Linked DNA regions of Homo sapiens: region 2 is linked to region 1. A link is an interaction called in ENCODE POLR2A ChIA-PET data of the cell type or tissue named here. Cell type or tissue: Panc1. All regions are shown on one strand. Links, peaks and the distances in the headings refer to the core of each region. The heading gives the core; the rest is flanking DNA.

Region 1 (4,416 bases), core at 123-4,122:
TAAAGTTATTATTTCCTCTTTCCATACTCCCTTATTTGGAAGTGAGTCATTAAATACAGTTTATACTCTAGAGGGTGCGTTAAACTGTACCTCCTGGAGGGGGAGGAGTATCTAAAAGATTATTTTAAATCTTCTATAAGGAAGATTGGTCCTTTCTCTCATTTTTTGAAAGATAATATTGACAATAGAACCACTATCCCATGACTTTTACCCTGAAGTGGATATCATTCACTCACATGTGAGCATATCCACATTACAAAGTAATATGGAATAAAAGTTATTTTGATAGTCTCATCAATTACCGACCTCTTTAGCTTTCTATAATAGAAAAGACATGTATTTTCACCTTTGGAAATTACTAGCTTTCATATTTTAATGAAAAGAGGTTGCACTTAAAAGTGAGAATTTAAATACTATTAGGAGACATGATTATTTGTAATGAGAAAGTCACATTAAACCTGTTAAATATTTTTATAATGCTTTGTATCTTTAGCATTTCTTACAATCACTTTTATTCATGGTTCTTCCTTCAAAGATGCCCTGTGAAGTAGCCCTATGGATGAGAACAAAGAGGTGCACTTGGCCTGCTTCTCTAAGCCTAGGTGAGTTTACTTACAATTCTACGAATTAAAATTCCTCTCCGTTGAGTGAGTTTAAATTGAAAATAAAGTGAATTTGAGAATACCAAAATACAGAAAAATTCAATCAAATTTTAAAGTTGGTACTAATTATACTTGTTATTGGAATGTAATTTAGTTTTCTTAATTTAGTTTCTAATGTTTTATTCATTTATTCTTTTATACCATAACTTTTATGTCTAGTACAGTACACGTCAAGCTCTGTGTTGGATGCTTATAAATGGATATAGAAAAGACAGTCTCTACCTGTAAAAAAATGACTATCTAGCATGGATAGAAAGACATATGGCTGAATCAACAATAAATTGACAGTGCATATGTGCTGCTGTAGGGATGGAAAAGGGGTGTTTGTGTGGCTCAAAACCTGGAGAGTTTAATTTCTTTGGAAGGCCATGGATAAAGTCTCAGAGGAAGTAATATTTACTTTGAGCCTTAAGGAGTACATTTACCGAAAGGACAATGGACAAGTAGAGATTCTTGGCAGAGATCAAAGTGTATAAAAAGGCACAATGATATTAACATAATAGGCCACTTTCAGGGAAATGGAAACAATTTTTGCATGACAGAATGTGTATGCAGGTTGCTGATAAGAAGGCAGGAGAAGAGAGCAGTGAGGAAGAGAAAGTGTTTATGCCACGTTGATGAATTTCTACTTTAACCTAAAGACTAAGGAATTCTAAATAGGGAAGTTATATAATATTTCTTGTATTTTTAAAGAGCAGCCCAGCACAGTGTCAAGACAAAGAGGCCAGATACAATGCAACTGCAGGAGAGAATGTGTGAGGGCCTGAGTATCACAACAGGAATGGAGATGGGTGGGTCATTTGGAAAATTGTTTCAGAAGGCAAAAATGATGGAGTTACTGACATGATTAAATTTGAATAGTAACAAACAGGTTTCTCTTTGGGCAAAGCTTGGGTAACAGGAGAGTGAGATGAGGTTTGTTGTAAATAAAGAAGGTGACTCAAACTTACTCATGAAAATAATTAGTAGGCGATTGGAGATAAAACCATTCCCCGATTATCAAAGTTTGTTCTTGAAAACTCTTCTTAGGGAAAAGTATTAAAGCAGTCTAAAAAGTATTTGTCACAAAAATTGTTAGTATTTAAATAATGGAATATTTTAAAGATACATGTATATATTCTCAATATTTCGGTAATTTAAACCTTATTCACCCTTCCCCTAAAATACCCTCAGAACAAAGTCAAGAGACATCATGAAAAGTCACATAAATGGTGTACAAGATTATTAAAGCTATAAACTTCCAAACTATGTACAAACTATCATCAGAGTCAACCTCATAATTCACAGGACTTCTTTTTCAGAAACCAAGACGTGCTATTAAAGGTACTAAAATATAAATCTTTTACTTTTAAAAATATTTTCTTATAAAATGAAATAGGGCAATAGTGATATACGAATAACAATACAAACTTATAAATTATTTTAAAAAGTCTCTTTGGAGTCGCACGTTGTTATAGTAAAATAAATCATAATACTTTGTTAATGTGATATATTTATTGATCATAAGATTTTTTGCAGTTTATAGCTGCAGCGAACACCGGGAATGAAGTATACAGACAATTCCAGCTGAGCGGGGAGGGGAGCAGCTCCTCTGAGAGAGTGTCACCCCAAGATCCGTCCACCAAATATTATTGAGAGAGCTTGTTTAAACTACAATTCAAACAAACAAGAGACATCCACCAGGTGGCGATTTGTGGTCCGGTCATGAGGCACATATGGCCCATATGGCCTTGCTTATTAATCTAAAAGCACTTAGATCACATTCTCCTGAGGCTGTTTTCAGTGCTCCTTATCACACATTCTGCTCCTTGCCCTGTTTTCAGGGTCAAGGAGTTTCAGTCTTATGTACAAACAACATGCACACAGTGCCTCAGTATTTTTCCATGCCCCAACCTCAAATGCCTTGTACATAAGCTTGAATATATTGCTGTGCACCCCCCACATATCTCCCCCTTAATTCTTAGAGCATGTTGGTTATCTAATGCAAGGTAAGCTTCTATCATTCTTCCCTAGTCATAAATGTGTTGGGTGGCAGCACAGAGCTATTTGTAGATGTCTAGCAAACAGATATAAAAAAGAATAAGTATAGCGGCCATCACCCAAATGTGTATGTTTGACTCAGACAACCAAGTATTTGGGTTTAACAATTAAAAGTCTTCTTGTAATTGCTGAAGGGTATTTGTTTATAATTACTGTGACCATTCTTCATGTTGTTTCTTTAACTTGCACTCAAGAGTGGAAACTTGAGAAGATAGGTGGTCGTGATAAGTCCCTTGTAGGTATGCTTTCACTCTCTTCCAAGCATACCGGGAGCTATCATATGGCAAAGGTGTAACACAGATAGAATTATATTGCCAATCACAATGTAAATTTTGATGAGTAATGAATGCCTGTGGTTGATCTCCTAGCCATTCAACGGCGCTTCAAGGGCCTCTAGGTGAGACAAAATACTCTTATCAATGTTTACTTGTTCTTGAAATTCATGGGTTACATTGCATAGCATGTGGTTCACCACTGAGGCTGTATGAACAGATTCTGTCAAACAGATAGCTGTAGTAGTGGCAGTTGTTAATATAATAATAGCTGAGACTAAAAAGGCAATTAAAGTGGCCAGAATTTTTTTTTTTTTTTTTGAGTATGAGACAGTGCTTTTCTAAATAACTGCAGGGTGGAATCCCTTCCCAGTTCCTGGTAAAATTTACAGGGAGCCACAATTCTGTATGCCATTTTAAGATTATGACATAGGTTATATTTAACTGTATAATATTTCGATGAGACAAGCATGTAGCATACCAACGACTGGAAGAGACTATAAAAGGATTATTAATTACTAATTATTATTAATACTATAAAAGATTGATTCTGCTGTATGTTAGGAACACCTTGCCCAAACAGAAGTATATAGGGGTGCGTAGTACAAATCAGGACGGTATCAGTAACATTATTGTGCAAGCAGAGGGTATAGTTGTCACTGCTATTAGTGTAATCATCATGTGAAAGAATTCGTTCGAAAAAAGGAAGTCCTAGTCTCCAAATTCAGGTATGAGCAGGGCTTAAAGCTTGTTCCCTTTTTTAATTGTAACATTGGTCCTGAAAGCTCATATTCTGACCAAGTGATGGCAATATTGGAGGGACTGCCAAACCCAATAGTCTGATTTGCAGACACGAGATTACCATGGGGACCCCAATCAAGTAAGGTGCCATTATCAAACAGAGGCCCCTGACGTGGCGCAGGTTGTCTGCACGGGGACTACTGGATGGCCTCAAACTTATATGGCCAGTCTCTACTCAGACAGCATATAGGAAGATCCGGCACTTGTACAACTTCATTAGAGACCTCAGTAAGACTAGTCTAACGGCAGAAATAAAGGACAAATTTGCAAGCTTAGCATCCCTTTTGGGCTGATAGTAAAGATACTCCTGAGGAATGACAGTAATACACTTATTGTGAGTAATTGTGGAAAAACAAGTCAGGGGATTACTAGACAATAGAGTCAAAGAGTCACTGAGTTTAATCTATCCTAAATTTCAGTTAAGGGGTAAGACAAGGGCATCCATCTACCTCCTGTCCAAGAAGTATCATTAGATGACAAAGGCGGGTCTGCATCCCACCACATAATCACATTAAAAACAGGGGGATTCAGAACATGACTCCAATAAACATGTTCTTGAGCTGAGTCCACCTGGCAAAGAACAAGAAATACCAGCCACCCCAACACCCATGTCTTTCTTACTTTCTCAGAAGCTTTCCCAA
Region 2 (4,416 bases), core at 323-4,322, 56 kb before region 1:
TTGTATGGTAGATTGATATTACAGGGGAAGTATAACACAAACATTAATATAAGTATAAATTAGGATTAAGGCATAAAGTAGGTTCTCAATTTGACAAAGTCTGCTCAGTTATCTCTCTTTTTCTCAAGCTCTATTTCCTGAAACCTAAGTCTGAATGGTAGTGACAATTTATTCCACTGGTTCTCTGGTATTTTATCTCCTGTCTTGAAACCTGTGCTGAGGCTGCTGTGTGTGTTTTCCTCCTCAGCTCTTCTAGTGAAGAAAGTTGTCTCGGTATTTTGGAAGGTGTAAGCTTGAGACAGACTTGCTTTGTGGAGGACTCTTGCTCCAGGGAAGCTATCTCAATTCACCTTGAGCCCTTTGGCGGGGAGATTAGCACCATAAAGGCAATTATGCCACTCTCAAAACAACCCATACTTTCTCGAATTTCCTCCTTGAGAAAACTGAGTCAATTTCTGTACAAGAATCTTTTTATATAGACTAAAATTAAACATTTATTTATGCTAATAATATGATTGTGTTCAAGTGGTAGGATATTTGGATCATGCTTCCTTCAACAATTTTTAGTTTTCTTCGAAGTGATATTTTCTAAATGTTAAAATGTTCACCAAAGTACATAGGTGTTAATGGTAAATTCAAAGAAAAATGTTGAGGTGGTATAGTCACAGAATTTTAAAGCAATTGCTCACTGTTTTTAAAAAAGGCAGCTGACATTTTCATCATATTTTTGGAAGAAATATAGTAAGGAACATGATTTACATAAGAATGAAAATGTCCATAATATGTTAGGTTTTTGTATCCTTTAAAACATGGTCTTAAGGTAACTCCAAATGAGGGAAATAACTCACATTCATGCATTTTTAAAATTTATTAACCATTTATTTCTTGAACTTGGTAAGTCTAGTGTTAGGATACTAAGGATACAATGATGAACAAAAAGATTCTCTTGTCATTCTAGAACTCACAGTCAACTAGGGACATTATTCAAATGTTCATAAGAAAGTGCATGGTAATAGGTATTACCATGCAAGTTGCAATTGTAATAGGTATTATCAAAGAGTAGTATATGATATCAAAACAGAGTACAATAGAGATATTTAACCTGGTTCAGGGTGTTAGTGGAGACTTCTTGATGAAATAAGAGTATAAACTAATAGAAAGTGGGAGTAGAGGTTAACTTGGAAAAAAGAGGGCTACCTTCCAATCAGGTAATACTTGCCTTGGAAATTCTTCCAAATTTTATATTCTATAATTCCTTTTACAAGAGTCATACACAAAAATTATAATTCTCTATCTTATAATATCTATATATAATCCATAACATCTATATCTATACATAATAACATCTACAATGTTATGATTTTCTATCTATAATATTCTATGTAAAATTCAGAGTTAGTACTGTATTTTGGATGAGTAAATATGTTTATTCAGTCATATTATTTAATTACATTGAATTATTAAGACAACTTTAGTAGCTATTAAACTCCATATATGAGTAAAACTTTTGGTATAAAAATGATATTGAAATAGAAAAATTTATGTTTCTCCTATCATAGGAGATATGATAGGCATATCATAAATTATAGGAAATACCATTCTCAGGAAATAATATATAACATTCAGATACCAAATAATAATTCAAAAATAACATTTAAAAATCACATCCTATCTGTTAGTAAGCAGAGATACAAAAGGAAATTCTATATTAACAAACTCCAATCATAAAGACTGTGTGAGTTATAAAGCCACAAGTGTCAAGCCAAACACCATGTTAGTGTAAGAGAGGCTGCTTGTGTAGGGTGAGATGGATCCAAAGGTTCCAGCTCAATACAAGTGGTCCAGAATGACAACCAAAATCTGTGAGAGTAATACAGAAGGTGGGAGTAGAAATATTGTCTACAAAATTTGCAGCCTGAAAACATTCAGGTATTTGGATTGGGCATAATTACAGTCCTAACAGAATGGCTTCACGTACTTCCTATGGAAGCATGCATTTACAGTGTTCTGATTCATTAAATAAGAAGCTAATCATTTATGTAAATAAAATAGATACCTCAGTCTCTACAGTTAAAGGAAGGGTGCATTACTTCAAGAGCAATTCTCTATCATTTCCCACTGAAAAATAGGACAGCTTTATTTCAGGCTGGTGATTTTAAAATACTGTTGTTTTGGTCTTAACAACCGAATTTTAAAAAATAAAAGAGAACTAAAATAAAATATGAGGCAGATGCGTAATGTACACAACAAATTGTACACAACAAATAAGAACAAAGCTACTCTGGTGTGAAGAAGTTAGGACTCGAGTTCAGCTTGTACCTTCACAGTTATTTTCTTCCTAAATCTTCCACCAAGTAACCTCAAGTAGTCTTTGCAAATTAGTTTAAATATAATTGCTGTGAATTAGTTTAAAAGACAACAAGATTTCCTAATGCTAACTATAAACTCTGGAATTAATTTTTCAATATAAAATTCTACATATAAACACTGACCTGTGTAAAGGGTCCTGTGAGATGTCTAAAACCTTACTAAAAATAATAATTATAATTTAAACAATAATTTAAGCCAAATAGCTGAAATTCTTCAGGAGAAGATTCTATGATCAAGTCTATGGCTTCACAGATGGCCCTTAAGCCTTCATTTAAGTCACTTATCTGGATACTAACTTGTATCTTGCAACTAAAGGGTATCTCATGCTATAAGGTTTTTTTGTTTGTTTGTTTGTTTTAGAATACACTGTTGAAATAACAAATATATTCCTCAGAGTTATTGACCTCTGCTTAAACTTAAATGAATGAAATGAATGAACTTTTCAAGAATATAAACTTGTCCCTAAACTTTTCAGGAAACACCTTAAAGAGAATTTAAAGTAGGAAAAAAATAGTAGAATTGCATTTTGATTATATAGATGTATATTTAAATTTACCATGTAAGAAACATTTCTAACAAAGGACATACACATTACTGTGAAATGTTGTCATCTTCAATATATGTGAATATTATAATCTAGTAAATTTACACATCTAAGGTACTCTAAAACCAAGTATATCATTTTATACTTCACAGAATACATCTATTAGTAACTAGATTAATTCTTATAATGTAGTAAAACTAGTAATAACATACGCTGTCTACAAATTGTAATTTAAAATAAAGCTCAGGAAGTTTAACTGACTTACTCAGTTCATCAGCCAGAAAATGGTAGAGGTGAGATTAACATCTAGTCTTTGTTTTAGGTTAGTTGTTGAGGTATCCAGTCAGAATAGTAAAGTTAGGGTTAACCGTAAGTAGACACCATCATGTTTTGTTACTATAATAGAAAAGTAGTGGGCTTCGTGTCAGATAATTCTAGGTTAGGATTCTTCCTTTGCCACTGACTAGCTTTAGTCTCTGTTTTCCTCATCTAGAAATCAAGGTTAGCAATAATCATAGTGTCACTGCTGGAACAAATGAGAAAATATTTGTGCACAGGACCTGGCATGCAGCAGGTGCATGTACCATGACATATGGTAGCTGTTCCGATGATCTAGAGCATGATTATCATTACATAAATATTTTAATAAGGTTTTATAATATATGATACTTACAACTAATTAGGATATCTCTATTTTACTTATTCCATGACAATTCAATAAATATTTTTGTAGCAATTTATTTCATAAAACTCACAGGAATGATTTTGTTTCCTGGTCTATTTTTCCCAACAACTCAATAATTAGGTTTCTAACGGTAGTCAGAAAAGTTTTCAGTTTGAGATTTAAAAATGTGCAGCTATATAAAAGTATGAATGAAGGTAGTAAAGGAGTTTGGTCACTCTTAACTACTTGCTATTACCTTCTGTTTCCCAGAGTCTCATTTTGTTGCATCTCTTGGCTATCTTCTAAGCTTGACTCCAGTTTATCAGTGATTTCATTTTGGACTTTTTTACAATGTTATTCCTTTGGAATGTCATTTCAAATAATTGGTGTTTGCCTCCATACATTAGAAGCAAGGGTGAAAAGTAGCCCAACTGTATGTTTTTCCCAGGCCACCAGAAGCCACAGTTGGGCCTGCGGGACCACCACTTCCTATGGGAAATGAACATGATTCAGATATAGTACCATTCATTTTTATTCCTGTTACATGTCAGCCACTAAAATCCAAGTGCTATTCTATCTCCATTGTAGAGTTTCCAACTTAAACAGATGACCAAGATTATTCAGACACAGGTTAGAATACCAATGAAAGTGCTTAAACAAGTGATGCTACCTTGCAGAGAGAGTAGCTGACTGTGATCTCACCAAATCAATATAAGGTAGTGGTGAAGCCTTTATAATTTTGAAGGATTGTTCATTACACTGCTCACAAGGTTTGTTAAATACAATTCATAGCAATCAGAAAAGACAGCTGGGTTTCTGGTTCACCTCTTGGATGAAC

The links. Peaks named below come from ENCODE experiments on the same cell type or tissue, not always from the same donor. Only the 100,000 strongest peaks of a DNase experiment are listed, where the experiment ranks them.
Region 2: POLR2A ChIA-PET joins it to region 1 with 19 read pairs; 1 of 35 experiments calls an interaction of 5 or more read pairs at or near these places.

The regions. Positions count from the first base shown.
Region 1 is chr7:11,746,741-11,751,156 of GRCh38, forward strand. All of the region lies in intron 1 of THSD7A (thrombospondin type 1 domain containing 7A), which reads right to left. Among named protein-coding and RNA genes, the nearest start is that of THSD7A, 83 kb to the right of the region's middle. In Panc1, for the core only: CTCF peaks have their summits at 2,355 (motif pointing right) and 2,566; no DNase peak of the experiment used is centred there; H3K27ac peaks cover 4,000 bases.
Region 2 is chr7:11,690,287-11,694,702 of GRCh38, forward strand. The region is part of intron 1 of THSD7A (thrombospondin type 1 domain containing 7A); the gene reads right to left. Among named protein-coding and RNA genes, the nearest start is that of THSD7A, 140 kb to the right of the region's middle. In Panc1, for the core only: no CTCF peak of the experiment used is centred there; no DNase peak of the experiment used is centred there; H3K27ac peaks cover 1,489 bases.